3 separate regions of the Homo sapiens genome follow, and all the other regions are linked to region 3. Evidence: chromatin loops called from intact Hi-C (ENCODE). Cell type or tissue: endothelial cell of umbilical vein. All regions are shown on one strand. Each heading gives the region's core, and the rest is flanking DNA. Links, peaks and the distances in the headings are about the cores only.

Evidence for each region. Peaks named below come from ENCODE experiments on the same cell type or tissue, not always from the same donor. Only the 100,000 strongest peaks of a DNase experiment are listed, where the experiment ranks them.
Region 1: a loop joins it to region 3, with 2.5 times the contacts of the local background. A loop is called at or near these places in 1 of 110 quality-filtered maps.
Region 2: it touches region 3 in a loop (6-fold over the local background); 1 of 110 quality-filtered maps calls a loop at or near these places.

The regions. Positions count from the first base shown.
Region 1 is chr10:125,671,776-125,682,060 of GRCh38, forward strand. All of the region lies in intron 1 of TEX36 (testis expressed 36), which reads right to left. Among named protein-coding and RNA genes, the nearest start is that of TEX36, 6.2 kb to the right of the region's middle. In endothelial cell of umbilical vein, for the core only: no CTCF peak of the experiment used is centred there; no DNase peak of the experiment used is centred there; H3K27ac peaks cover 1,238 bases.
Region 2 is chr10:125,546,292-125,556,576 of GRCh38, forward strand. LOC124902522 (a long non-coding RNA gene) reads right to left here and starts at 9,233. Exons shown (of 2, transcript XR_007062333.1): 1 at 9,157-9,233; 2 at 8,014-8,529. In endothelial cell of umbilical vein, for the core only: no CTCF peak of the experiment used is centred there; a DNase peak (open chromatin) is centred at 4,300; H3K27ac peaks cover 1,383 bases.
Region 3 is chr10:125,601,820-125,612,104 of GRCh38, forward strand. LOC102724793 (a long non-coding RNA gene) reads left to right here. Exons shown (of 3, transcript XR_428823.2): 3 at 1,001-1,433. It also overlaps a transcript of TEX36 not described here. Among named protein-coding and RNA genes, the nearest start is that of TEX36-AS1, 33 kb to the left of the region's middle. In endothelial cell of umbilical vein, for the core only: no CTCF peak of the experiment used is centred there; DNase peaks (open chromatin) are centred at 4,772 and 6,262; H3K27ac peaks cover 1,700 bases.

The DNA of each region.
Region 1 (10,285 bases), core at 3,427-8,426, 71 kb after region 3:
TGGTAGGCTATTAATTACTGCCTCAATTTCAGAACTGTTATTGGTCTATTCAGGGATTCAACTTCTTCCTGATTTAGTGTTGGGAGAATGCATGTGTCCAGGAATTTATCCATTTCTTCTAGATTTTCTAGTTTATTTGCATAAAGGTGTTCATAATATTCTCTGATGTTTGGTTATATTTCTGTGGGGTCAGTGGTCATATCCCCTTTATCATTTTTCATTGTGTCTATTTGATTCTTCTCTCTTTTCTTCTTTATTAGTCTAGCTAGTGGTCTATTTTATTAATGTTTTCAAAAAAACCACCTCCTAGATTCATTGATTTTTTTTGAAATGTTTTTTGTATCTCTATCTCCTTCAGTTTCGCTCTGATCTTGGTTATTTCTTGTCTTCTGCTAGCTTTGGGGTTCATTTGCTCTTAGTTCTCTAGTTCTTTTAGTTGTGATGTTAGTGTGTCAATTTGAGATCTTTCTAGCTTTTTGATGTGGGCATTTGGTGCTATAAGTTTCCTTCTTAACACTGCTGTAGCTGTGTCCCAGAGATTCTGGTACATTGTCTCTTTGTTCTCATTGATTTCAAAGAACTACTTGATTTCTGCCTTAATTTCATTATTTTTCCAGGAGTCATTCAAGAGCAGATTGTTCAAATTCCATGTAGTTGTGTGGTTTTGAGTGAGTTTCTTAATCTTGAGTTATAATTTGACTGCACTGTGGTCTGAGAGACAGTTTGTTATTATTTCACTTCTTTTGCATTTGCCGAGGAGTGTTTTACTTCCCATCATGTGATCAGTTTCAGAGTAAATGCCATGTGGCACCAAGAAGAATGTATATTCTGTTCTTTTTGGATGGAGACTTCTGTAGGTATCTATCAGTTCCCCTTGATCCAGAGCTGAGTTTGAGTCTTCAGTATTCTTGTTAATTTTCTGTCTCAATGATCTAACATTGACAGTGGGGTGTAAAAGTCTCCCACTATTATTGTGGGGAGTCTAAGTCTCTTTGTAGTTCTCTAAGAACTTGTTTTATGAATCTGAGTGCTCCTATATTGGGTGCATATATATTTAGGATAGTTAGCTCTTCTTGTTGAATTGATCCCTTTACCATTATTCAATGCCCTTCTCTGTCTTTTCTGATCTTTATTGGTTTAAAGTGTGTTTTGTCCAGAAACTAGGCTCACAACCCCTGTTTTTTTCTGATTTCCATTTGTTTGGTAAATTTTCCTTCATCTCTTTATTTTGAGGCTATGTGTGTCTTTGCACGTGAGATGGGTCTCTTGAATACAGCACACCAGTGGGTCTTGACTCTTTATCCAGCTGTCCATTCTGTGTCTTTTAATTGAGGCATTTAGCCCATTTACATTTAAGGTTAATGTTATCTATGAATATGATCCTGTCATCATGATGTTAGCTGGTTATTTTTGCAGACTTGTTGATGTAGTTTCTTCATAGTGTCATTGGTCTTTGTACTTCAGTGGCTGGTAATGGTTTTTCCTTTCTATATTGAGTGCTTCCTTCAGGAGCTCTTGCAAGGTAGGCCTGGTGGTGGCAAATTCCCTCAGCATTTGCTTGTCTGAAAAGGATTTTATTTTTCCTTCACTTATGAAGCTTAGTTTAGCCAGATATGAAATTCTGAGTTGGAAATTTTTTGCTTTAAGAATGTTGAGGCTGGGCACTGGCTTATGCCTGTAATCCCAGCACTTTGGAAGGCCAAGGTGTGCTGATCACTTGAGGTCAGGAGTTCAAGACCAGCCTGGTCAACATGGTGAAACCCCGTCTCTGCTATAAATACAAAATTAGCTGGGCATCGTGTCAGGTGCCTGTAATCCCAGCTACTAAGGAGGCTGAGGCAGGAGAATCAATGGAACCCAGGAGGTGGAGGTGGCAGTGAGCCAAGATCACACTATTGCACTCCAGCCTGGGCGACGAGAGAGAGACTCTCTCTCAAAAAAAAAAAAAAAAAAAAAAAGGTTGAATATTGACCCCCAGTCTCTTCTGGCTTGTAGGGTTTCTGCTGAAAGGTCTGCCCTTAGTCTGATGGGTTTCCATTTGTAAGTGACCTGGCCTTTCTTTCTGGCTGACCTTAACATTTTTTCCTTCATTTCCACGTTGGAGAATCTGATGATTATGTGTCTTGGGGTTGATCTTCTTGTGGAATATCTTACTGGGGCTCTCTGTGTTTCCTGAATTTGAATGTTGACCTGTCTTTTTAGGTTGGGGAAGTTCTGGATGATATCCTGAAGTACGTTTTCCAACTTGGTTCTGTTCTCTCTGTCTCTTTCAGTTACCCCAATCAGTCATAGGTTTGGTCTTATTACATAATCCCATATTTCTCAGAGGTTTTGTTCATTCCTTTTCATTCATTTTTCTCTATTCTTGTCTGCCTGTCTTATTTCAGCAAGACAGTCTTCAAGCTCTGAAATTCTTTCCTCTTCTTGGTCTATTTAATTATTGATACTTGTGGTTGCATTGTGACGTTTTCATGTTGAGTTTTTCAGCTCCATCAGATCATTTATGTTCCTCTCTAAACTGGTTATTCTGATTAACAGCTCCTGTTATGTTTTATCATGGTTCTTAGCTTCTTTGCATTGAGTTAGAACATGCTCCTTTAGCTCAGTGAAGTTTGTTATTACTCACCTTCTGAAGCCTACCTCTGTGAATTCATCCATCTCAGCTTCTGCCCAGTTCTGTGCCCTTGCTGGAGAGGTGTTGCCATCATTTAGAGGATAAAAGGCACTCTGACTTTTTGAGTTTTCAGCATTTTTTCATTAATTCTTTCTCCTTTTTGTGAGTTTTTCTAGCTTCAATCTTTGAGGCTGCTGACCTTTGGATGGAATTTTTACAGGGACTTTTTTGTTGATGCTATTGTTTTTGTTGCATTCTGTTTGTCTTTCCTTTAACAGTCAGGCCCATCTTCCACAGGACTGCTGCAGTTTGCTGGAGGTCCATTCCAGACCCTATTTGCCTGGGTCCCTCTGGCACCTGGAATTACCACCAGTGGAGGCTGCAGAACAGCAAAGGTGGCAGCCTGCTCCTTCATTTGGGATCTCTGTCCCAGAGGGACACTGACCTGATACCAGCAGGAACACTCCTGTGTAACTTGACTGAGGGGTCTCACCCAGTCAGGAGGCATGGGAACCAGGGCCCTGCTTAACGAAGCACTCTGGCTGCCCCTTGGCAAAGTGGGTGCATTGAGCTGGGGGAATCTCCGCTCATCCAGATTGCCCAGGTTCCTTAGAGCCAGCAGGGGAGAAGACTAAGTCTGCTGATCCAGGGAGACCATAGCCACCCCTCCCCACAGGGGTTCAGTCCCAGGGAGACAAGAGTTCTGTCCTTAAACCCCTGGCTGGAGTTGCTGAAATTCATGCAGGGAGTCCTCATCCAGTGAAGAGGGATGGACCAGAGTCCAGCTTAAACAGGCAGTCTGGCCACGATCTGCCACAGCTGCTATGCTGTGCTGTGGGAAATTCCTCCTGGGTCCACATGGTCCAGTCTCTCCAGCACCAGCAGGGTAAAAATGGCAGACTGGAGCTACAGCAATGGTGGCCACTCCTCCCCCTGGGAGCTCAGTTGTCTTAGCAGGCAGCCACAGTGATGACAGCTGCCCCTCTCCTGGGGAGTTCAGTCGTCTTAGGCAGCAGGCACCCACGGTGATGATGGCCACCCCTCCCCCCAGGAACTCGGTAGTCTTAGGCAGTCCCCACCAAGTGGCTGCTGAGAATCTGCACAGCTCTGTGCTTGGGACCTAAGGCCCTGGTGGTGTGGGCTCATGAGGGGGATCTCCTGATCCATGGGTTGCACAGATCTATGGATAAAGCATGGTTTCCAGGGCAGGGCAAGATGATCACTCACCACCCTTCTTGGCTGGGGGTGGGAACTCAACCCCATGTGGCTCCCAGGTGGGCAGACACACCACCCTACTTTTCCTCACTCTCTGTGGGTCATGCCAACCACCTAGTCAGTCTCTGACAGAATCAGGATACCTCAGTTGCCAGTGCAGGATTCACTCACCATTTTCATTCTTCTCAGTAGGAACCTCCAACCACAGCTGTTTCTAGTTGGCCATCTTGGCCCCTCCCCACTAATTTTATCCCAATTTCTTCATTGACCCAGGGGTCATTCAGGAGCATGTTGTTTAATTCCTATGTATTTGCATAGTTTCCAAAGTTCCTCCTGGTATTGATTTCTAGTTTTATTCTACTGTGGTCTGAGAAGATATGTAATGACTTTAATTTTTTTAAACTGCTGAGACTTGTTTTGTGGCCTGACATATGGTCTATCCTGGAGAATGTTCCATAGGCTGATGAAAAGAATGTATATTCTCCAGTTGTTTGATAGAATGAACTGTAAATGTCTGTTGGGTCCATTTGGCCTAAAGTTCAGTTTAAATCCAGTGTTTCTTGGTTGAGTTACTGTCTAGATTGTCTGTCTAATGCTGGGAGTAGGGAATTGAAGACTTCCACTATTATTGCATTGCAGTCCATTTCTTTGGATCTAATAATATTTGCCTTATGAATCTGGGTGCTCCAGTGTTGGATAGCCATATATTTAGAACTGTTATATCCTCTTGCTGGATTGATCCATTTATCATTATATAATGACCTTCTTTGTATTTTTTTTACTGTTCTTGACTTACAGACTGTTTTATCTAAGTACAGCTACTGTTGTGCACTTTTGTTTTCCATTTGCATGGAATATCTTTTTATCATGACTTTATTTTCAGTCTATCTATATGTCTTTACTGGCAAAGTGAGTTTCTTGTAAGCAGCATATAGTTGGATCTTTTTTTTTTTAAATTCCATTCAGCCAGCCATTCTGTATCTTGTAAATGGATAATTTAAGGTTTCTGTTCAAAGTTATTATTGATATGTGAGGCTTTGTTCCTATCATGTTATTAAATTGTTTTCTTGTTGTTTACATCTTCTTTCTTCCTTTCTTTTTATCTTACTGCTTGTCATTGTGGTTCGGTGGATTTCTGTAGTGGTACAATTTGAATCCTTTCTCTTCCTCCTTTGTGTGATTGTTCTACGAGTGAGTTTTATACTTTTGTATGTTTTCATGATGGTAAATATTGTCCTTTCACTTCCAGGGATCCCTTGAGTATTTCTCAAAAGGTCAATCTAATGGTAAAAAAGTCCTTCCCTCAGCATTTGCTTGTCTGGGAAAGACTGTATTTCTCCTTCAGTTGTAAAGGAGAGCTTTGCTAGAAATAGCATTCTTGACTGGCAGTTTTTTCTTTCAGCATTTTGAATATATCATCCTATTGTCTTATGACCTGTAAGGTTTCTGCTGAGAAACCTATTGTTAGTCTGACGGAGTTTCCTTTATTGATGACTAATGCTTTTCCCTTGCTTTTTTAAAAAATTTGTTCTGTATCTTTGACTTTAGATAGTCTGACTATAACATTTCATGGAGAAGACCTTTTTGTATTGTATCTGCCTGGGGACTGTTGAATTTCTTGTACCAGAATGTCTAGATCTCTTTCTGGACTTGGGAAGTTTTTATCTATTATTGTGTTAAATAGGTTTTCTAATCTTTTCTTTGTCTCTTTTCTCTGGAGGATCCTGATAACTTAAATGTTTGATCACTTTATGTTATCCAAAATGTAACAAAGAGTTTGCTCATACTTTTCAATTCTTTTTTATTTATTTTTGTCTGACTGGATTATTTCAAAAGACCTGTCTTCAAGTTCTGAGATTCTTCTTCCTGATCAAGTCTATTGTTGAAATTTTCAAATGTATTTTGTATTTCCTTCCATGAGTTCTTCAATTTCAGAATTTCTATTTGGTTCTTTTCTTTTCTAAATATCTTTCTCCTTGGAAAATTTCTCATTCATATCCTGAATTATTTTTCTGATTTCTTTGTATTATTTTTCAGCCTTCTCTTGTATCTCACTGAGCTTCTTTAAAATGAATTTTTTTTTCTTTTTTCTTTTGAGACATAGTCTCACTCTATTGCCGAGGCTGAAGTGCAGTGGTGCGATCTTGGCTCACTGCAACCTCCGCCACCCAGACTCAATTGATCCTCCTGCCTCAGCCTCCTGAGTAGCTGGGATTACAGGCATGCACCATCATGCCCAGCTAATTTTTGTATTGTTAGTAGAGATGGGGTTTCACCATGTTGGCCAGGCTGGTCTTCAACTCCTGACCTCAAATAATCTGCCCACCTCGGCCTCCCAAAGTGCTGGGATTACAGGCATGAGCCACTGCACCCAGCCCCTAAAATGAATATTTTCAATTCTTTATCTGGTATTTGGGAAATTTCTTTTTGATTAAGATCTATTGCTGGTGAATTATTTTGTCTCTTGGAAGTGTATTTCCTTGCTTTTTCATGTTTATTCTGTCCTTACATTGCTATCTGCACATCTGGTGTAACAGTCTCTTCTTCCTATTTTTAAATTTACTTTTATAAGGGAGGACATTTTCCTGAAGATGTTTCCATGGTGTCAGTTGGATAGAGTACTTTGGCTTTGATTCTGCATGCATGTAGTCATGCAGGCTTTATATGATTTCTTTGTCTGTAACCACAATTAGTGGTACCTGTGATTTCCTCAGTGTGTTAGGGTGTGGTTAACAGTAGAGGCTGTGATGAAGTTGTGCTGGGGACTGAGATGCCAGGTAGGTCAGTCTTCAGGCCCCATTGGTGGCAGCAGTTGGCTGAGCATGTCTATCTTTGTGCCTCAGAGTAGTATAAGCTGGCACCTGTTTTGGCAGTTCTTGGTGGGCCAATTCTTGGGCCTCCCGGTGGCTTGCTTTGATACTAGTAGTGGCAGCAATGAACGAGGCAGGTGGGTGGGTTCTCAGGCCCCTAGGCAGCTGGTGTGGCATGGGTGATGGCAGTAGCAGTGGCAGGATAATTTTTTGGGTCCTGAGTGGTGTGCATTGATGTTGGCAGTGGTTGCGATGGGCTGGGCAGGCCAGTCTCTAGGACTGCAGGTGGTGCTTGCACATGGGGGCCAGCTGAGATGGTAGTGGCCAGGAGTTTAGGCCCAATCTGAGTTCCCTGGGAGGAGTGTACTCAAGGTGGTAGATGGGTTGGGCAAGCTCAAGGACGTGAGGCTCTGTGTTCTGTCATGGAAGAGGAGGCAAAGCCCGGCTGGGTGGGCTTGCGCTCAGGCCCCCAAAATATGACAGCAGGCACCAGCCATCGTGAGCAGGAGCAGGCCCCAGGTGGAGTGCTCAGCTGAGAGGTGGTAGCAGCTGTGCTGAGGCCCTGTCACTGGAGGGAGGGGTTGTCTTTGGTGGCCACAGTCTGGGCTGGTGCATGGGGAACACACATCCCTCTCATGCTCCAGTCCTGCCAGGGTTTGCCCTCCAACCTTGGCAGCAGTAGCCCATGTCTAGCTTGCTCCCCTTGGCTCTGGCTACAGGAGCACCCCCCCCGCCCCCGCCAAGCTGACAACTTAGTTCCAGTGTCAATTTGTGCCTCGCTCACACCCCAGTCTCCTGGCAGTGCTCACTACCCAGCACCAGCAGCTGCAGCTGCAGCCCGTGCCTCAGTTGCTTCTTAGCCTCAACTGTGGAAGTGCTCTCAGCTCACTCCTCAGTCCCAGTAGCAACAGCCCAAGTTTCCATAATGCCTCAGTCCAGATGCTTCTGGGGCCCAGGAGAGCGTGCAGTCTGTCAAAAGATAGATTTGAAAATGGCACCTTGCTATAGCAGCCTGGGTCTCAGAAAGGAACCCAGCATGACCTTCCTCCCTAGAGGAGTTCCATCCCACAGTTTCCGGGAGACTCTCTCTGTTAGTTTCAGGGAGAGAAGGGTCGAGAAGTTCTCCATGGCCAGAGTTACACATTTCTACAGTGGGCATGTGGGCTGCCGGAAGTCTCTCACTTACTCACTTACCCTTTCCCCATGTTGGGAAGTCACTCCTGGCTCCCAGCCGATCCCGGCCAGGCAGGCTGCCTTTTTCCTTTCTCTTTCCCCACGTACGGTGTTTCCTGTCACTTCTCTGTTGAATTCCAGCGTTCTCTCTTGGATAACATATTTGAAGTGTGACTGCCTGTACACTATTTTGGTTCTTCTAAGTGGGATAGGCGGGCACGCAATGCTTCTAGTCAGCCATCTTGACGCCCCTCCTCTGCCTTATTATTTTACGGTAGCTTTGGGTTGCTTTCTTCTCTGCTTCCTGTCGCACTCCCCAACCCCAGATAACAATATTAGCAACCAAGCACTCATATGATCACATACAAACACCTATGCCTGTGAGAAGACTTACACTGCTTTACAAAAATCAGATTATATCATACATACTGCTTTGCACCTTGCTTTCCTCTCTTAATATATTCTAGAAATGTGTTCAAAGTCAACCTATATCTTTCTCATTCATTCTATCTTCTATTTTTAAAATGTTTTCCAAAGAAATATTTTTAGAGGTAAATATAAATAATACAAAGGGTCTTCGGGTTCTGAACCTTTTCCTTCACCCTTCCTCCAGTCTGACTGAGTCAACACTTCCCTCTCGGAAGTTGTGGAAAATCAGGCTGGGGGTTGGGGGAGGCTGTTCTAACATCAAGAATGATGTCTCTCACCAGTTAAATGACAACTGAGTTGGGTTCATTTGTATTCAGCAGGTCTGTAGACTAAATCACTGTAAAAAATGGCTCTAGCGTTTTAATTTCGCTCTTTTAAAATATATATTTAATGGCTATAACATGATAGCTGTGAAATAAACCCTTCTGTTAGATATTGTAACCGTGAAATACAGCTTTTTAACAAGTTGGCGGTGAAATTTTTGCTTCGTTCAGTCACTCAATGACTGAAATATTAAATAGGAAGGGGCAAGTGTGTGGAAAAAGTCTTTCCTACCTGGCAATAGCTAGATTGCAACCAGCAAGGTCAACTGCAAAATGACTGTCACCTCTAATGTGGCAATTACGGTCCTCCCAAATGGGCTGCAGCTGACTCAAAGCCAATAATTTCTTTAATTTTTCCCTCCTCGTCTACAAGTTACTTTGGGAAACTTCATGATCAGCACTATTCTTTTTATGCTCTTAGGTGCTGACAGCAGAAAGGATTTTTGCCAAAGGCCCAAGCCAAGCTTTGGGGAACAGTGCCTTTCTCCCTAAAACCCAGGGACTGGGCTACGTTTCTGGGGTCTTGATAGAAGGATAAAATAAAATTTCTTCCTATGAAATGTTGATTCTCGCTTTCCCCCTTACCACAGAATTCAGGTTCTTCATTCACAGCAGCCATGTGGTTGGTTAAAAAAAACACCTCCTCAGACACCCTTTTAGCTAAATTGGCCATGTGACACAGTGAGATGGAAGCAGAGGTCTAGGGAGCAGGCTCCAGGGAAGGCAGGAAAGTATTGTTTTCCTGATAAAAAGGGGCAGACTTAGGTGACAGGCGCCTTCCATCTTTTTGTCCTTTGACCTTCCTCTTATTTCCCTGCCTGAGTTGTGGATTCACTGTTTGGAGCTGGAGTCATCCCACACTAAGGATGGCAAAACAGAATGCTGAAAAGGGAGCTGCTGATGACTCCCTTGAGCAGCTGTACTAGCCTGGGATGGCCAACTTCTAGGTTTCATTGTTACTTAAGAAATATAAATCCCTATTTGGTTAAGACACTGTAGTCACTTTAGTCAGCCTTCTATAAAATTCAGGCTAACAATTGTAACTGATACATAGGTAATAGCTAGAGGGAAAGCTACTTAATCTGAGCAACTTACATTTTTCTTTTCATGGGAACTTAGCTTTATGGAGTTGACATTATCTCTCATTTTACTTTGGCTGCCAGGGAACTCAGAGTCAAATGTGGTGCCCAAATATCTACCATATAATCCTGGAAATATACCTAATATTATGTCTATGTTATATGTGTTCTCAGACTCAGCCTCTTCTCTTTCTAAAGTATTTATAAAACTAGTTATAACTTTCTATTTGATTTATACTGTATTATTTTATTGTGTACATTTTCCATGCTTTAAATTTTTGTGGAATGAAACAAGGTATACATTTGTGTGTATACACGTATATGTACACATACATACAAAGTGTATATATGTTAAGTGGTTTCTATGTGCTCACTCATTGTACTGAGCACTTGTTAATGAGTCGTGAATCCCCCACCATGGTCTTCTACCCTTGGTACATTATGCTCCCATTTTACAGACAAAGAAACTGAGACTTAGAAAGACTAAGCTGCTTAGCCAAGGTTGTATCCAAGTGGGTAGATCAGTTTTTTAAAGCCTTCAGACCCAAATTTGCTGAAGTGTTTTCTGTTTTTCTTTGAAACAAATTAAAATTTTAACAATTTTTTACCTGTTGCTACCCTAAAAGAAGTCGACGTCAGGTT
Region 2 (10,285 bases), core at 2,410-7,409, 56 kb before region 3:
TGGATGATGCAAAATAATGCCCCGGGCATGGCCTAAAACCCAAAGGTGGGGCTCTTTTGTCCAGTGCTAAGAGAGACTCGACTCTCAGCTTCAAGTTCTTTGCTGAGGTGAACATTATTTATCATGCTGTATTGGGTGGGAGCAGACAGTAACCCTGTACCTCATCTTGAAGGACAGAGAAAGATCTTTCTCAAGATCAAAGCATGTCCCTCAGATGTCTGGCAAATGAGTGGAGATTATAAATGAGAAGGTAGCCGACCAGGCACAGTGGCTCATGCCTGTAATCCTAGCACTTTGGGAGGCCGAGGCCGTTGGATCACCCAAGGTCAGGAGTTCGAGACCAGCCTGGCAAACATGGCAAAACCCCATCTCTACTAAAAATAGAAAAAATTAGCCAGGTATGGTTGCATGTGCCTGTAATCCCAGCTACTCAAGAGGCTGAGGGAGGAGAATCCCTTGAACCTAGGAGGTGGAGGTTGCAATAAGCCAAGACTGTGCCATTGCACTCCAGCCTGGGCAAAAGAACAAGACTTGTTTTTTTAAAAAAAAAAAAAAAAAGCAGGTAGCCAAGGATGCCTCAGGAGCTGAGTGCGGAGAGATCAGAACATGTGTTCCATCTTTGTCATGAGTTTATTTCTAGAAAAAGATTATTGTTTAAAACAATCATTAAAAGCTATCATAGATGCCATGGCCAAAATATTTTCGTAGGACATACTGTTACCACCTCACTGCCTACTGCCTCCAATTCTTAGGCGTAATTTTTTTTTTTTCAGAGAAATGAAAACTAATGTTAGAAAGAAGCACTTGGGGAACGATACCACTTAACTGATTTTATAATTGTTTACAGCAGACGCTGCCTTGGTGGAAAGTTTGGAGGGGAAAAGGGAGCCTCCCAAGGTCTTTATAAAAGGTAGCAGCGCCCCCTGACACAGAGCAGAAGGGGAACCACAATGAAGAGCATCAAACTCAGGAGGAAAAAAGGGTGGCTGGAGAGGGTGAGGGGAGGCAGAGAATGCATAAAAAGATATTATTCCCACTACTGCTGATTACAGAGATCAACCAAATCCTCCCACGCCGGAAAGAACAAAGTACTCATTTTTTAGCAACCCAAGAACAGAAGAAGGGGATATTGGCGGAACCTCTTCATATTAAAGACCAATTAAGTTATTAGGCAATTTCAGAGAAGTTCCAACAGAACAGAGCCTTTCTCTTACATTGCAAAATACCTCTGAGCCCTATATGAAATCACAAGATACAACACGGTTGTGTTACTCGTTACTTCTTTGGCTGTTACATTCACTTATTCCTCCAACAAATATTTATCACGTAATCTCCATGTGCAAGTCATGGGAGATTTGATGGACACAAAATCCTGCAGAAGAAAGAATCTAAGATCTGGTGTTAGAAAACCTCGATTGGAATCACCACTTTGCTGCACACGTGATTTTTAACACGCCACTTAAATGCCATTTTCTGGGCCTTAGTTTTGTCATCTGTAAAATGATGATCTGATACTGCTTCACAGAGTATGGGAAGCATCTCTGTAAGTGCTAAAGTCCTTTCAAAGGTCAGTTGCTGTTATTTTTTGAGTCTCCTAGCAGGATGGGGTGACCGCACTCCTGGTTTACCTATAACAGTCTCAGTTGCACCTGTTCTCCCAGCCCCTTTTCATTCTTAAAGGAGTCCAAGTTTGGCAAATAACTGATATGATCCCCTACTGATAGAGTCATCTGTATCGGAGAAAACCATGCAACAAGGACCAGAGTTCCAATTTTATCGTTCAGTTGCAGTGACTTTCCATACCTTACTATCTGTTCATGGAAGTTTCTCGCGGCCTAACAATACTTCGCTCTTTTTGAAGGTGCAGCCAACTCGGCTGTGAAAATTCAACGTGTGCACAGAAGTGGGTACTCTGCCGTGCATTTGCACAGAGGTTTCTCATGAAAAGAAACAATTTGTGGAACACCCGTCATGAATACAGAATTTGGGCATAAAGAAATGTTCTCCTGCATAATGGTATTCTTCAATTCACGAATGGAAATGTTATATTTCAAGGCAACAGTGTTGTGAGCCTTTACAATAAGCACAAAGCACTACCCCAGTCCGGCAATAGCTGAAAACCCGGGGGATTTTGGTGTTACCAAGTAGAACTGGGCTGCTAAATTGTGGCTGAGTGTGAGACACTGACCGTGGGTTGGATCTTGCACTTCAAGAGCCCTGTTCCCAGAGCCCTGGGCTGTGTTTCTCAATCTCACTCAGCTTGTTTCCTGACTCAGGGAGCAGGTATGATTCCTGTACCTGCCTCTTGGTACTGCTTTGAGGGTTACAAAGGCTAATGCATAGAGTATTTAACAGCACCAGAGACATGCCGATTGTCCCTAAGTTGTAGAAAGGCTTATCATTCTCCACTGTGCTGCTCCCAACAGAGCACTCTGCAATGGTTAACTTGAGGGGACCAACCCTTGCTATACCCTCTCTCCTTTGGCCTTGTTTCCAAATATTTGTAGGAGTTGTCCAGACCAAAGACTTTCACATGTGGGCAGTGAGTTGAAACCCTGTCTGTATCAGTTAGCCATTGCCACAATGATGCCGGGTAACAAACTCCCCCACAAAACTTGGTGGCTTAAAACAACAATGAAGCATTCTCAGCAATGTGTGGGGCAGCTGGCATCAACCGATCTAGGCTGAGCTATACTCCAAACTGCTCTGGTTGGGGAAACTTTGGCAGCAGCTCTACCAGTACATGGCTCTCATCCTGCTTCTGCAGCCAGGGGCCTCTCCAGGGCATGTGCTTCTGATGAAAATAGCAGGAAGCACTCGAGGGCTCATGGAAACCCTCCAGGTCGCCTAAGGTGTAGGCTCAAAACCAGTCGCTGCCACTTCTGCCCAGATATCGTTAACAAGAGCCAAGTCCAAGGTGAAAGGACAGGAGCACTCCCTTAAAAGGGTCGTGGCAAGGATGTGCTGGTAGAGAGGGGGGAAGAACTGGGGCCAGTAATTCAACCAACTGCACACTGTATCTCATCTTTTGCAGAAAAGGGATGGAACAAATTTGGAGCACCTACTTTGGGCCAGGACTCATTTAAGCTTCAAGAAACCTAGGAAGGAGGCAACTTCCCGCCATCTTATAGGTGGAGAGACTGAGGGTGAATATTGAATTGATTCACTTTTGCCACATAACAAAGCACTCCCAGAGTGTCCTAAGATCTCCATTTCTTTCACTTCCAATGCTATAGGTAAGCAGTTTGGGCTGGACGCAGATGGACGCCCTTCTGATGATCTCAGCGAGACACTACCCACTCATGGTCAGCTAGGAATCAAGTGGAGGCTGACTGGTCTCACCCACCTGTCTGGTAGTTGATGGCTACGGGCAACACGAATGGCTGAGCCATGTGCTCTCATGAACCCAGCTTCCCAGGGCAGCAAGAGAGCCAGCCCCAATGTGTGAACACTTTTTAAAGCCTTTGGTGGCTTGTTTGCTAATGTCCCAGGAGCCACGTAAGACATAAGGCCAGTGCAGAGCCAGTGTGGGAGGGGACTATCCAAGGGGCAGATAGAGGAAGTTAAACAAATTATGGCCGTTTTTGTAATCTGCAACAAGAACTCCGTTCAAGGAACACACTAAATGCATGGCAGAGCTTCCTCTTTGATCTTCTGAGCTGACAGGCATGTGGTGAGCACAGCCTCATGTGTCCCTAATGTGTTCCAGACACACTTAGCACTTCCCACACAGCCATGTAAACTGCCCGGTCCTCACCGAACTTTCTACTCCGACTGATCTTGAGAGGCACGTGTCTCAGGATTTAAATAAAAATGAACAAATAAATGTATTTATAAAGCCTTTGGAAAAACAGTGTAAATGACTTAGAAACAAAATTTATTTTCAGAGGAAGAAATCTTGTTTATGTGATTCTAGATTAATTCTCAGAAAGCATTTTTATAATGGAAGCAGGGAATTCTATAGGTCTCTGGCCTCATGTCCACAGCAGCGCATCAGTTTCTCAAGGTATTGCTGGGCTTGGTTTCCAAAGAAGTGCCAAGGAGTCACTGAGGGTGCCCAGGTCTTAGTAAGTGAGCTTTGACTCTGACTCTGTAGCTGTGTTTAAACAAATTCAGCCATTTTGTATCATATATCTGGAAAAGGGCAAAATCATTTTTCAAGTTGGAGAGGATGGAGAAGAGGGGAAATGTGTTTGGTGTTATTGCAATTAGTCACGCTTTGGAACATCCTGGGGAAAGTCGACTCTCAAGTTATTATTGACATAGTGAAGTGGAGGAGGTTAAAAAGAAGTCTGCAGGCCCCATTAATTAACCTCTCCATTATTTTTATTTCCCTGTGCATTTTTCTGATGGACAGAAGATCAAGGGGTCAAACCCTGTTAGAGCTGCAGGCATCCCGGCATTCACAAAGCCCAAGCCTCTTGCTTTCCAGAGACAAGAGGAGTTGTTGTCAGTCTTCACAATCACAGCAGGCTTTCAGGTGGGCACAGATCTTGGGCCCACAGCGTTTGTGAGGCAGGTCCCCTTCTCCACCTCATACTGTTTCTCCAAATGCTGCTCATACATTGCTAATCCTCCTCCAGGAAGCCTTCCTGGATGTATTTCTACTTCCTCTGTAACCCTCAGCCTTTCTTGGTGCCTCCTTATAGTGGATTCTGGGGCACTCTGCCCAGATCCCCTCTTTAGGACCAAAGCATACATTCCCCCAGCTGTAGCCCTCACTGGCAATTGCATTTAGCCACAGGGAATAGCCCAGCCCAAGGTCATAGCTCTTGCAGAGGCAGCCTACGGCTGGTGACTGGCTGAAGCAGGGAAACCAAGCCCAGCCTACTTCCCTCCATTTGGGGACAATGCTGAAGGGTCACCCTGGCTTCAGAGCTCCCACCGGAGCAGCTGGGCCTCTGTTGTATCTGTTGTAGATCCACTTCTCCTTCTGCCCAATCCTTACTGCCTTATGGATCCATCTCTCAAGAAACCTACATGCAGTTCTCTACCTCAGAGTCTGTTCCAGGGAACTCATCCTGGGACACTCCTTCATGGCATCCCATGTCTCATTTTATGTTTGCTAACTGGGTTCTCTGACACTGAGCTCACCCTGATATATATATTTAAAAACCAGAATGGCTAAAAAGGAGGGAAACCGCAATTGTAAAGTTGCCCACAATTTCCTCCTTCACTTTAGGTGGAGGTCAACTTTGTCTCTGGGGAAAGACTGCACGCCTGTCTATTAGAGGGTAGAAAGGACACTTCAGTGTCCTTGTGATCTTGCAGAGAAGACCCCAAGCCCACACTGGCATGGAGAGGATGAGGCCACAGTGCAATCGATCAAGCACTGTGGATTGACGCTCAAAGGCTGTCTGCACCAGGCAAGGAGGTTCCTTCTCAACCGAGATCACCATGATGCTGATGGGAAACCAGTCATGAGGGAAATGTGGGCTTCTTTCCTCCTCTGAGCTGAATCCACTGAGGGTTGGAAGAATATGATGAAAGCTGTCCCCTCGCTCCTGTGGGAACCTGGCCAGCCCTGTTGGGAGTAGTGTCTGGGCTGGACACCTAAGGAGAGCCAAAAGGGGATCCCATGAAGGCCACAACCAATGCACTCTAGATGTTTGTTCAAGAGGTGATTTAAAAATTGTCCTCAACTGCACTGTAAACCCTGATGCTACCCCCAGATCCCCATGGCCATCAGCATGGTTTGGTCTTTGCTAAACTTTGTGGAATTAAGTTTAAGTGCCCGTGTTCACACTTGGGATGTATAAGGAGAGCTCTGGCAGCCTAGATCATGACTGTGGCATGAGGGAGTGGACACACATAGCTGAAGTGCTAAGATTCAGTTCAGCTGGGCTCACCAAGCCAGTGCATTTCTTGGAGACTTTTGGAAACTCTTGGAGTGGGAGTGGGATTGAGGGTTCTGACAAAAACAGACGTCCTTAGTTGCAGGACAGCCTGGGACTTGTTGGCTGGGTACTGAAAGGAAGCTGCATCCTGGAAACCTTGGGTCTGTTGGACTCTGGTTAGTTGGGCTATTTCCTTGATTGAATGTGTAAGCGCCCTGCAAGCAGGAACCGTGCTTCATTCCTTTCTTGGGTTGTCCACAGTGCCTAGTACAGTGTTTGCACATTGTGGGGCCTGATGCAATCTTCAATTTTGGGCCCCAAACCTGTTAACAGAGAACACAATGATGCCTCAGAGAGAATGTGGCCTGGCAGGGTCCCAGAGCAAGTGAGTGGCTGGATCCCCAGCCCCCAAGGAGCATGCAGTCTCCAGCTACCTCTTACTGCTCAGGAACAATGGGTGCCCTGAGTAGAGATAGAGTCAGCTTCAACCTCCTGGGGGGAAGGATTTGGTGTGTTCCCTTCAACCAAGGATGCCCTGCTGAGCACCTAAGAGCTGGCAATTCCCAGCCCATGATCTCTGTAGTGGGCAGAGTTCTAAGATGGCCCTCAGTCTTGTGTAATTCCCTCTCATGTGTATATGATAGTACTCCTCTGATTATGCTACATGATATGGCAAAGGGATTTTGCAGCTGTGATTAAGGTTACTAATCAGTTGACCCTAAGATGGGGATATTATCTGGATGGGTCTAACACAACCAGAAAATTTTCTCTGGCTGGTGGTAGAAAGGGACATCAGCAAGAGTTAAGCAAAAAAAAAAAAAAAAAAACAGAAAACAAAACAAAACACTGTTGTTGACTTTGAAGATGCAGGGAGCCACATGTAAAAGCTGGATAGCATCCTGTAGGAGTTGAGAACAAACTTCATCCAACTGTCAGTAATGTTAGGGGGACCTCAGTCCTACAACCACAAGGAATTGAATTCTGCAACAACCTGGATAAGCTCAGAAGCTGGTTCTCCCCCCAGGGCCTCCAGCTAAGAGTCCAGCAGCTGGTACTTTGATTTCTCTTGTGATATCCTAAGCAGAGCCCAGGTGAGCCCATGATTTCTGACCTATAGAATTGTGAGATAACAAATGAGTGTTGTTTTAAACCACTGCAATTGTGAAAATTTGTTGCCTAGCAATAGAAGGCTGACATCGTCTTTGAAAGCTCTTCATAGAATGGAGCATGGACAAAGTTTGAATTCCTTTTATACTTCTCCTTAGTTGCACAACCCCTGAGTCTCAGTTTTCTCATCTACCGAGTGACAGATATAACACCCACATCTCAGAGTTGTCCCAGTGAATGCAGTCTGAGGACTTGGAGTTCAAGAACTTCCTTCCTCTCAACGTGGCTGCTCTTGGGAGAGTCATTTACCTGCTCTGCACCTTAGTTGTCTCCTCTGTGAAATGGGTCACATTAATCATTATCTTATTATTGTTCTAAAGATTGTATCAAATGAGATCATGGATGCATAAGGCATGGCACCAATGTTTGTAATTTACACCACCAGTCTGAGCACAAACCACAGACATCATACACCCAAGAACAGGCCACAAACGTCCACTTTCTGCAAACCTACCATCAAGCACCACCATTTTTGTATAGTTCAGAGCCCTCTAATTAAGAAATATATTTAATGTTTAAGGAAAACTGCCTAGATGCCATGATAACCCTTTGAATAGTGTTGTCCCTTATGCAATATTTTATTTGGTCAAAAAATAAGACATCATGGAAGATCAGAGGAGGTTCTGAGCTTTGAGCTCACTCTCAGGAGTGAGCATGACTGGCTTGGTTGTTTTGACAGGAAAGAACCTTCTCCAAACAACTCCAAGCACCAAAAAAGTTTTTGCTGTAAGAAGTTTTCAAATCATAAACTATGTTGTCATTCATCCTTTCATGCAGATCCCCTCCTGCATTGTCCCACAAGGAAAGCTCCTGATTAAGATGTAGGGGCTGTAAATCAGGAGAAGGCGCCTGCATGTTCTGCATGAGGGAGCCATATGGCTGGCTGCATCGACTGCTGGGGATGTGACCGTTGCCCATTCATTGCGCCATATCTGAGCACCAGCATCCTCTACGGTGATTCATGGGTGCCCTGATCACAGGCCCCATGTTATCTAATAGATTTCTGAAGTTTTCCACCAAGCATTTTATTTTAAATGACAGTTATTTCTATTAATGGGTGGGCCCTGTCAGTTTCCTGACCCCGGTTGGGAAGGATGTCTTTCTGTTCAAATGGCAGTCATCATTTCTGTGAAGCCATGCATGTAAAGAAGGCAGCCGGAGCAAGGCACCTCGCACAGGGCTGTCACTCAAGTTGACATCTCCATGTTGGAGCATTTTTGCAAAGTTTTCTCCATGTGACCTGCAAGTTAAAGATCAGGGGGCTCCCTTCATCCAAGCCATCCATGTGCCAATCATCCTTACCTAAAAATGAAAGTTACAAATAAGCCAGCGCTGCTATTTATACCCTCCTGCCTGGCCCATCTTCCTCCTGTCAATCTTGGTCTTTCATTATGGATACATACGCAGCACCTCTTCTCCATCAAGATCACAGATTAGCTGCTCCCGCTTCTCCACTGTTTGTTTTCCCCTTACCTTTTGTGACGTTTTATAAAATAACCATGTTCTCCTGGTCTTCAGGGTTTTTCTGTCAATAGAAGATAATTTTTTCCCTTCTCCTCTGTCCTTCCTTTCTTTCTTCCCTCCCTTCTTTCTTCCTTCGTTCCCTCTCTTTTCTTCCTCCTTTCATTATTTCCTACCTTCCATCTTCCTTTGTCCATTTTACCTCTCTTGCTCTTCCTTCCTTCCCTCCGTCCCTCCCTCCCTTCCTTCCTCCCTTCCTTCCTTCCCTCTTCTGTGTCTTCCTCATCCTCTTTCCCTTCCATTTCTTCTCGGTCCTCTTCCTTTTTCTTTGTCCCTCCTTTATTCCTCCCTTTTCCTGATATTTTCAAGCAGGAAGTTTGGAGATGGCCTGCCCTTGCCCAGCCCTTTCCTGTAGTCCTGCTTGCTGCCAGCCCCACGCAGAAGGCCCTGTCTCCCCACACATCCCCTCCCAGGCCTCTCGCCCAGCTGCCAGTCTGAACCCTGAGCCCAACTGACACCGTTCCACTCGCCGTTGACTGAGCCACCCACTTCTGAGGGATTCATTTCCCTGATAGAACTTTCTTTTCCTCTCCCCTCAGGTCGCCTTCCCCTCTCCACCTGGGGGCCTTTGCTTCAGCACCGCAGGGGATCTTTCGTAGCTCATCCAATAAAAGCCACCCTGCATAAATACCTTGTTTATTCACTCAACCAGTATTCACTGAGCACCTTCTACATGCCAGGCTCTGCAGAGGTGCTGCGGAGAGTCAGGCAGTCACAGATCCTACTCACAAGAAGCGTGATGTTTCCTAGGGAAAACAGACAGTAAGCAAATACCTACCCAAACTTATTTAATCACAACTGTGATGCGTGTCACAGAGGAAGAGTCTGTCATCAGTCATACAGGTCCTTGTGTGCCCCACTCCCCACACGGTCCCCCAGGGTGCTGATGGTCATTAGAGGTGCCTGTCCTTGAATAACGTACTCTGTGGGGTACATGGCGGGGGAAGGTTTAAGACTTCCCCACCCTGGAGGTGAGTCTGCTGGCCTGGTGATTTATGGGACCCCTCCGCTGTGCCCAGACATCTTCCGAATGCTGATGTGGATACCAGGAAACAGAACGGGAAAAGGTCCACTGTGCCCATGTGGTCCTTCCCGGGGAGCTCAGGCCTGTTTACCGGCCACGTCTGAAGTGTTTTGTACTGTCTCAAGTGTGTTCTCAAGTGTTTTGTTCTGAAGTGAAGCCTGACTGCATTTTCTCAGCCTCCTCTTCCACACGGGGACCGCTGCTTGGCAGCACATGCTCGCCAGCCATTTGCACTCACAGGGGGCAAAGCTTAACTATAGATTTTGATACACGAACGTGAGTACTGAGCTGTGAGAGCCCAGAGGTGCCTGTACAACTACAGAAAGGAGAAAAAAAAAAACACGAGAGTTTTAAAAAGGCACAAGAGCAGCGGGGAGAGGAAAGAAATTCATTTATTAACTTCATCAGCCTCACTTTTCTCATGTGCAAAATGGGGCTGCTGATTGTACAAGAGATGCTTCTAACGCATTGCACATATCATGTGCCAAACTAAATGTCAGTCTTCTTTCCCTGATATTTGCAGTTAGAAGTCCCAATGGAGAATGTGGCTGTAACTGTGGAAACTGTACAGAAGGCCTCAGCATTCGTCGGGGTGGGCTCTGGAGGCCCCCACCGCTAGGGAAATCTGTAAAAAGATCCTCAACATTCAAATAGGGTGGGGAGAAGGTCGGGGGCGCATGTGTACATTCCTTTTTCTACTTTATCCTCTACTCGGTGGCTGTCACAGTGAAAGGAG
Region 3 (10,285 bases), core at 2,624-7,623:
CCGACCTGCTAACCAGTTGGAGGGAGTGGTAGACACTTGGCAAGCCTCCACACATTGTGCACTGGGGTCCTCGCCCTGGACAAGGTCCAGAGGCAGCACCTGCATGCGGGGTGTCTTCCTTGTCCCTGCTCTTGCTGCTCTGCCAAAGATGCACATCCAAGGACCATCCCCATACCCCCAGCAGGGAGGCGAACAGATTTATAGCAAGATCCAGGGAGGTGTTGCAGGGGGAAAGGGGAGGCCAGCCTGGGCTCTGCCTCTATCTGCTGAGCAAGCCACCGCCCCTCTCTGTGCCTCAGCTTCCTTGCCTGTCAAAAAGAAGGGGCAAGAGTATCCTGGGGAGAAGGAGGGGGCTCAACTGTGACTTAGTGAGGCAGAAACGCTGCCTGGTTTATGCGGGGTATGAGGCTGGCCTAGCACCCATCTCCTGGCAGGTACATCTCAGGATACACAGGGCCTTCATTTTCACTATGAAATTTGAAGTGAATATTGTCATTCTTGTGCTTAAAGCCATAGATGGGAAAGCGCTTTTCATCTATTAAAAAAATTCTCAGCTCTCATCACATCCCTCTACCACTCTGTATTCAAACCAGGGAGGATTTCATTACTCCTCAAGCCCCACTGGGCACCTTCCGCCCCGTCTCGTGCTGTTCCCCTCTATCCTTCCTTCAGGGGTCAGGCAAGCCCCATCTGATTCCCTCCACTGGGATTCGTCTCTCCTCCTCATGCTCCCCGGCAGCTGTATTACTCTGACTTGTGCTTGATTCATTCATTCATTCATCATTCATTCATTCATTCAACAAACACACTGTGAGTGCCGGCTCTGTGTCCTAAAGACACAAATCAAAGATGGGACAGAGAAGAAATGGATGAAGTGGAGAAAGCAAAGGTGAAGGTACAGAATAAGTCTAGACACATTTCCAAACTCTCTCCATCCAGACTTTTAAAATTCTATGTGTTTATATTTCTATGCCATATAGAATTCTGTTCTCTTTTTTAGGAATTAACATTTGTATCCTTTCCATGGAATACTCGTTAAGAATACATCAAACGCATGCGGTACAAATGAATACTTCGAGGACAGCCTGATGATTACATGACACCTGGAGATTTCCATGGGGACCTGTGTGGCTTGCCGTTCCAGTTCTGTCCTCTCCGGGGCTTGGGAAGGTTCCACCCAGCTGGACCCCGCCCACGGGCCCACCTGGTGCCATGCATGGAGAGGTGAACACGGCTCCCAAGGCCAAGCATGACAGAACTGGGCAGAAAGAGACTCGGACCATTTTTCAGGAGCGATGACCATCTGCGGACAAGGCCAACCAGCCTTCCTGTCCTAAGAGTCCCATTTGTCCAATAAAACTACTTAAATAAAAGCACCACCCCTCTCCATGGCCCCCCGCCAGAAACTACAGGAAGGGATGGTTCCCTTACCAGATGGTTTCCACTTTGATTTCTCCGACTTCCAAGTACCTGTGCCTGTGCCCCCATCCCTGCACCAGAAACCTGGCGGGGGTCCAGGGGTGGGGTGGGCAGGGCAGAGGTCACAGTAAAGCCCTTGAGCTCCCCTCTGCACCTCTTAGTGGTCCCCCATCTGCTCCGCCCGTTGCCTGAGCCCATTTCCCCCACTGGTCCTTGCCCCCGCCACCCAGTGCTTCTCTTCTCTAACCCAGCCCCCAGGAGAACTTGTTGACGAACCTTATACTGCACAGTGGTCACAGATAAGGCTGTGCCATCATTCTCACCTCTAAAATGCTGGCATGCAAATGATGGCAAAATCTGGGGGCAGGCTAAGCTGTTGCTGAAGCATGGCAGCCCTGGAGGCTGGTTTCTGTGGCAGGGCATGCAGCCACCTGCACAAACCTCACGTCCACAGTGCCAGGCGTCAAAAGGACAACGTATCCACAGTTCCCTTATGCAGTCCTAATATTGAAAATCAGAGCCACAACCTCCCCTCCCCACCCAACTCCTGCAGTCTGAGATGATACACCCCCCTCCACCGGAACACAGGACCCTCTAGAGTGCAAAGTGCCCCATGTCACCAAGCAAAGAGGGAAAGGAGGCACTGGCTGGGCCCAGTGGGCAGGTTAGGCAAACTCCAAATGTCTGGCTCTTGTACTGCACTGTAAGAACTTGGGCCCTAGGGTATAAGGGGCCCATTCCGGTTCAGTCCAGCCTCCCCCGGGACCCGAGAAGCTCAGAAAGTGCTTGCTGGTGAGCAATGAGCCTAGGATGAGGGTCTGTATGTCAGAGTTGATAAGTCGGGGAGGAGTCCTCAGGAAAAGAAACATGTTTCCCATAAAATGTGACCAGAGCCAGGAGAAAGAACTCTCAATGGCAGGGTTCCCCGACCAGTACCAGTTGGTGGCCTGTTAGGAACCAGGCCACACAGCAGGAGCCCAGATGAGCAAGTGAAGCTTCATTCGTATTGACAGCCCCTCCCCATCACTTGCATTACCGCCTGAGCTCCCTGCCCCCTGTCAGATCTGGAGTGGCATTAGATTCTCATAGGGGCACAAACCCTATTGTGAACTGTGCATGCAAGGGACTAATTTGCACGCTCCTTATGAGAATCTAGCCTGGGCACGGTGGCTCATGCCTGTAATCCCAGCACTTTGGGAGGCTGAAGTGGGAGGATCACTTAAGTCTAGGAGTTCAAGACCAGCCTAGGCAACATCATGAGACCCCTGTCTCTACACATAAAGAAAAAAAGAGAGCCAAGGGCAGTGGCTCATGCCTGCAATCCCAGCACTTTGGGAGGCCGAGGCGGGCAGATCACAAGGTCAAGAGATTGAGACCATCCTGGTCAACAAGGTGAAACCCCATCTCTACTAAAAATACAAAAATTAGCCAGGTGTGGTGACATGTGCCTGTAGTCCCAGCTACTCAGGAGGCTGAGGCAGAAGAATTGCTTGAACCCAGGAGGCAGAGGTTGCAGTGAGCCAAGATTGTGCCACTGCACTCCAGCCTGGAGACAGAGCGAGACTCTCTCTCAAAAAAAGAAATAGAGAGAGAATCTAATGCCTGATGATCTGTCACTGTCTCCTATTACCCCCAGAAGGGACTATCTAGTTGCAGGAAAATAACCTCAGGGCTCCCACCGATTCTACATGATGGTGAGTTGCATAATTATTTCATTACACATTACACTGTAATCATAACAGAAATAAAGTGCACAATAAATGGAACGTGCTTGAATCATCTGGAAACAATCCCCTCCAGCCTTGGTGTGTGGGAAAATTGTCTTCCACAAAACTGGTCCCTGGTGCCCAAAAGGTTGGGGATGGCTGCTCTCTGGTACAGGGGAGAAGGATGCTAGTGGGGCCTGTCCCCAGGCACAGCACGCAGGGCAGCTGGGCCCACCTTATCCCTCTTATTCTCCTGTTATGCCTTCGACTCATTTTATTTTCCTTCCTAGACAGCCCATAAAGTCTATGAGGTCAGGACCATGTCCTGCCAGTTAATCTCCACACACAGCATAGTGCAGCAATGTGGTCAGTTATTCTCCACACGCAGCATAGTGCAGCAATGTGGTCAGTTAATCTCCATACACAGCATAGTGCAGCAATGTGGTCAGTTAATCTCCACACGCAGCGTAGTGCAGCAATGTGGTCAGTTAATCTCCATACACAGCATAGTGCAGCAATGTGGTCAGTTAATCTCCATACACAGCATAGCACAGCAATGTGGTAAGTGCTTTAGAATTCTTTTGTTAGTGAAAACAAAAAAGAGTGAAGGAATGAATGAAGAAACTTTCTGGGTCCAAGATGTTTATTTATTTATTTATTTATTTATTTATTTTTGAGATGGAGTCTCGCTCTGTCACCCAGGCTGGAGCACAGTGGTGCCATCTCCGCTCACTGCAACCTCCACCTTCTGGGTTCAAGCGATTCTCCTGCCTCAGCCTACCGAGTAGCTGGGATTACAGGTGCCCACCAACACACCTGGCTAATTTTTATATTTTTAGTAGAGACGGGGTTTCACCATGTTGGCCAGGCTGGTCTCGAACTCCTGACCTCAGGTGATCTGCCTTCCTCAGCCTCCCAAAGGGCTGGGCTTACAGGCATGAGCCACCACGCCCAGCCAGATCTATCTATTTTTAGATTCTAGTTACAGGGAATCTATTCACCTTTCATCTTATTTATTAAAACCAACTTTGTGGACTAAAATCAATGATGCATTTAAGTCATTCATCTACCGAGCTTTTATTTAGCACCTACTCTGTACTTTTTTTATGCAGGAGTTTACCAGCCCAGAGGGAACTTTGTATCTGAAGACATTCTTAGACTGTTGGGCCGTGTTCTAAAAAATCAATTCCTGGAATCCCAGCAGTCATATAAGTAGAAAAAGAGAAATTGACAGTCCTTCCAATTAAGCACCCTTGTAGGATTTATTTTTTCCCTATAGTGAAATGTATTCAAGAACGACAAGACATCAATAGATTCCTATGTTTTCAAACATCTCTCCGAAAATCCAAACCGTAGACCACATCTTCCTTTCTGTCCAAACAGGTAATTATACTTTGTGTATTAAAGCCTTATATCTTTGACCTATCCAGTGCACAAAAAACAGTTTAACCTTTAAACCAAGTCATGTACACCATTTTACTCCTAGAAAGTTGAATTTATGTTATTCCGTCAAATCAGTATCAACCTGACCTTTAAACACATCAGTGTTTCTTGGAAAAATATTATGGCTGGGATGGCTACCACGGTAAACAATATTAGCTGCTCTACCCAGTGCTGAGCCGTGCTGTGCTGTAGCTTATCAGATCAGGGGGTGGAAGTCAGCAGGGACCAGAGCTCTTCTGACAAACTCTACAGGATATGAAGAACAATGTAAATGCACCAGAGTTGGCAGATATATTTCTATATTACTGTTCCGGAGATAACAGCTAAGGTGAATCATTTCCTACCACCTACCATTCCAAATTATTTCAAATTCTGAAGGGACTCTATTTATTTCATTGGTAGCTAGCAATTTACTTAGCTGAAGATCATTATATTTATGTGTCTGTGAAATCCTCACAATAATTACACATTTGAGCCGTCTCAGATGTGCTATACGTATTCTCATTAGTCATATACTTGCAAGGATAGTATCACATTTTTCTGTAGCAACCTTGACAACGTACACATAAAGCGCCCAACTGGATGCGAACTTTGATTCTCATGGTTTTCCTAGGTATCATATTTATCAAACAGCAGGATGCCTTCATTCACATGCAAATGCTTACAGAAAGCTGGAAAATAGTCTTAATTTCTCTTTTCTCTAGATCACTTGGGTGCTGCAGTCCTGGAAGATATTGTATTGGGCAGCAGGGAGAGCAAACCTAGCTGAGATCTAAAATTACTTTAGGAGCTTACCAAAAAGTTCCATAATGGGAAATATTTATAAGACAGCACACTTCCTTCCAAAGCATAAAGTCATTGCAGGATAAGTGCAAGGCATTTGTAATTTCCAGTGCTGTCAAGCAAGTGCCCCCAGGTTGAATCCTGGACAATATTTATGAGGCTGGTTGGTTTATCCAAAAGGTCTATTTTGTCATTTTAAAGTCAGGGATTATGAAAGAGAACAGACTGCCTGGTGGTTTTGCCCATTTCTGCCCTCCCCGCATTTATTTCAGAAGCTATTGTTAGTGTAAACACGGTGATTCTCAGAACATCTCTAACCTTGACAGCAAATAAGAACAATTCTCCCTCCTGAGCAATGATCCCAAGAGAACATGGGGATTCATTCAGGTGCCAAAGAATATTGTTGAACCACTGAGCTCATGACAGAGACACATCCTCATTTGCCATAGCGTCTCAGAACACATGTGTGCTCACTGGGTTTACATGTGACTCCCCGACTAGCTGGTAGGCCCTGGGAGCATAAGACCTCTATCTGCTCATGTCCACCTTTGCATCCCTAGCATCTAGTATAGTGCCCAGCACATAGTCAGTGCTCAATAAATATTTACTGGGTAAGCAAATGACTGAGGCAATGAGCTGAACCGCCTCCATGCCGTAAGCCTTTTCATGGGGAACTATAACCCTGTCTCGAGTTTGGACTGTCTGAGGCTGAGTCACATGACTTTCCCACAGAAGATTGAAGCCAGAGTGAGAATTCGAGTCTCCAGAGCCAGCAGGTGCCATCACCTTCTTCCATGCATGAAATGATGGTTTAATGAGTACCTACTATGAACCCAAAGCTGTGCCAGTCATAGGAGCAGCTACGGTCAACGAGTCACACAGATCTGGCTCTCACAGAGCTTGGAGACTGATGAGGAAACAGGTTTAGCAACAGCTCACAGGAAAGGATATTCCAGAGCGGGGAAAACAGTCACTAAACAAGGACACTGTTCACAATAAAGAGAAAGGAGGATGTGGGTCCTGTGAGTGTTGCTGTATGTGAAACCACCCCAAAGCTTGGGTCTTAGAGGGGAGTTTGTGGGTGGTGGAAATGTCCTATAGATTGTGATGATGGTGATGATGGTTTCATGACTATACATTTGTCGGGAAAACTCATTGAACTACTGAAAAGGGATGCGTTTTACTAAATATAAATTGTAACTTAGTAAACTGACTGTTACAATTAAACAAAAAACTTTAAAGAATGAAAACAACAGTCATTGATTATGCTCACAAATACTATGGGTTGGGAATCTGACATGGAAAAACTTGTCTGTCCTCCACGAAGCCTGGGACCTCAGCTGGGAAGACCCATAAGCTGGAAATGACCAAGTGGCTGAGGGCTAGAGGGACCAGGAACTCCCTACATGTCTAGTGTCTGGGCTACGGGCTGGTGTGACTGGAAAACTAGACTGCCCCCTGGAGCACCCCTATTTCAGCCTCCCCGCTCAGCACATCTTGTTGAGGGCCTACTGTGTGCCAGCACTAGGGATGCAGAAGTTAGCGCCATAGACAAATAGCCCCTTTCCTTTTGGAGTTGACAGTCTAGAGAGGGAAGGCAGACAGGAAACAACATTATACATAAGGATATTAACGGTATGTTAGAGGTAATACATGCATGGAATAAAAATTTTAAAAAGGGAGGCCGGGCGCGGTGGCTAACACCTGTAATCCCAGCACTTTGGGAGGCCGAGGAAGGCGGATCACTTGAGGCCAGGAGTTTGAGACCAGCCTGGCCAACATGGTGAAACCCCACCTCTACTAAAAAAAAAAAAAAAAAAAGAAAGAAAAGAAAAGAAAAAAAGGAAAAAAATGAGCTGGATGTGGTGGCGTGCACCTGTAATCCCATCTACTCAGGAGGCTTGAACCTGGGAGGCGGAAGTTGCAGTGAGCCGAGATGGTGCCACTGCACTCCAGCATGGGCAACAGAGGGAGACTCCATCTCAGGAAAAAACAAAACAAAAAAAAAAAAACTTTTAAACTAAACAGGGGAAGGGGTTGGAGAGGTGGGAGAGGGAACATTCTCTGTGTGGAGTTGTGTGGTTGGTTGGTGGCCCTATGTTTTGTTTTGACAATTCAATGGTGTGAAATGGAATCACATTATGGTTTTAATTGCCTGAGTTCAGTGTCTTCAGATGTGTGGCAGACACTGCTAGCTAGTCACCCAGCACGGTTCCTCTTTTTCTTGGGCACAGTTAAACTATATTTCCCAAGCTCAACTGCATTCAGCTGTGGCCTTGAATGGTGATCTAACCAACAGAATGTGAGTAGCAACCTGCTACCATCCCCAGGTCCAGCCCAGGAAAACCTCCCATGCGGGATCCTTCTCCTTCTTTTCTTTTTCCAGCTGCTTAATTCCTACGGCAACTTTGGAACTACCATATTGAAGATGGCAGAGCCTCCAACAGCCAGGAACCCTGTGAGCTGTGAAGAGAGAACTTTGCCCCTCCCTTCACCAGCCTGGAACATTTGCCCTGTTTATATGAGCAAGAAAGAAACGTCTGTTGTGGGGACACACGTTGCAGCAGCAACCCCATCCTAACTCACACCACATGTTTATTGATCATTTGGTTTCTCCTGAGAATTACCTGCTCAGACTCTTCACCAAATTTAGTATGGGGTTATATTCTTTCATTTGTCTGTAGTGAGATATGAGTTTGGCAGGACTGGTTTCACAAGATACAGGTCACGAAGACCCTGCTGATAAAACAGGACGCAGTCAAGAGGCTGGACAAAACCTGCCAAAACCAAGATGGTGATGAAAGCAACCCCTGGTTGCCTTACTGCTCATTATGCGTTTATTATAATACATGAGCATACTAAAGGACACTCCCACCACTGCCATGACAGCTTACAAATGCCATGGCAATAGCTGGAAGTTATCCTAAATAGTCTGAAAGACTGGGGAACCCTCAGAGAATTCCCTGCCCCTTCCCGGAAAACTCATGAATAATCCACCCCTCATTTAGCATATGATCAAGAAATAACCATAAAAATAGCCAACCAGCAGCCCTCAGGGCTGCTCTGCCTATGGAGTAGCCACCCTTTCATTCCTTTACTTTCTTAATAAACTTGCTTTCACTTTACTCTGGTGGCTAACTCTTCAATTCCTTCCTGCATGAAGCCAAGAACCCAGATGGCCTCCCAGGCTGAACCCCAATTTGGGGGTTCTGTATATCCTGCCGTTTTCAAAGTGTGATCTTTGGAGCAGGGCATAAACTGCACCTGAAGTCTTGTTAGAAATGCAGACTCTCAGGCCCCACCCAAACCTGCTGAATCGGAACTTGTGTTTCAAAAGATCTCCTGGCGATGCCCATGCATATTGAAGTTGAAGAAGCTCGGTTTCAAATGTTCTGAAATAATTCTTCCTCTTTTCTATGCGTTGAATTCATTTTCTGCCAATTTGTAGCAACTTTTGCATTTTGGGGATCTATCTTTTCATGTACAGATTTTTTTTAAATTTTAACCTTGTAGTATTTGCCAATATTTTATGTTATGGTTTGTTTGCCCTCTTTGTCACTTAAATCCTTCTCTTCCTGAGATCACACAGATATGATGCTATATTTTCTTCTAAAAGTTTTTAGTTTTTCTTTTCACGATTGTTCTTTCATCTGGAATTTACATTTGTCTCTAGTGTGCTATAATGCTCTCATTTTATTTTTTCATATTGATAATCAATTATCCCAGTGTGGTTCATTGAATTATCCACCCATTGCCTCCTGACTGGTAGTGTCACTCGAGTCATAGGTGCTATCTTACGTTTCCGTGGATGTGTGGTTCTGGCCTCCCTATGAATTTTTCAGTTGTGTAACCTGCCTTTTTTTCATTTAATCGTATATTGTGAACATTTTTTGGCAACATTAGCAGTTCCTGTACAATGCAAATTTTAATGGCTGCCTAGTATTCTGCCATACTTTATTTTGTTAGACAGTTATGTTGTTTTCAGTTTTACTCTATTGTAAATAACACTGGGGTTAATATCCTTCACGCAATCTTTGTACACATGCATATTGATTTCCTTATGATAAATTCTTTGAGTGAAATTACCAAATAGGCATATTTTTAAAGTAGTTGATAGATACTGCCAAATTGCCCTCCAGAAAAATTGTACCAATTTATATTCCCACCCGTTTCCTGCCACTTTCCTCAACATTTTAATACCTCAGCATTCAAATCCCTGCCAATTTCATAACCTGAATAAATAAAAAGACATGCTATTGTTGTAATCCATGTGTCTTTGATGACAACAGAAGGCAAATATTTTTTAGATGTTTATTGGCCTTCTGTATTTACTTGTTTTAATGTGTGTGTGAGACTGTCCAGTTCTAAGCCCGTTTTTTATTTTTTCAGTAGGTGCAGGTATCTTTTTCTTATTGATGGATAAAGCTATTTATATATGAAAAATTTAACTCTTGCCTAGGCTTATTGCAAACTTTTTTTGCAATTTGCACTTTGCCTTTTACTTTTGCATATGGTGTTTTTTTTTCAATGAGCAGAAGCTTTAAATGTTGACAGGGTCAAATTTTGCAATGTTTTTCCTTAGTATTATGCTAAAAGAAAAATATAAGCCCTACCTCCAAATTATCCCTCTATGTTTTCTTTCTGTTCTTTTAGATTTTGTTTTAAATGTTTTACTGTTAAAAGGAAATTGTCCCTCAGGTCTCTGCTTGTGTTTTTTCTGATTTCCCCAGTCAGGTAAAATGCCTCCTGAATGCCAGATACCTGCTGTCATAGCACTTTGCACAATGGCAGTATTTTCTGCTTGTGTGATTCTTTGATTAATGTTTGTGGCCTACTGTAGCATGCGAGCCTCATGAAGAGGGCAGCACTGTCTCTTTTCCACTCCCTTTTCTTTTCTTTTCTTTTTCTTTTTCTTTTTCTTTTTTTTTTTTTTC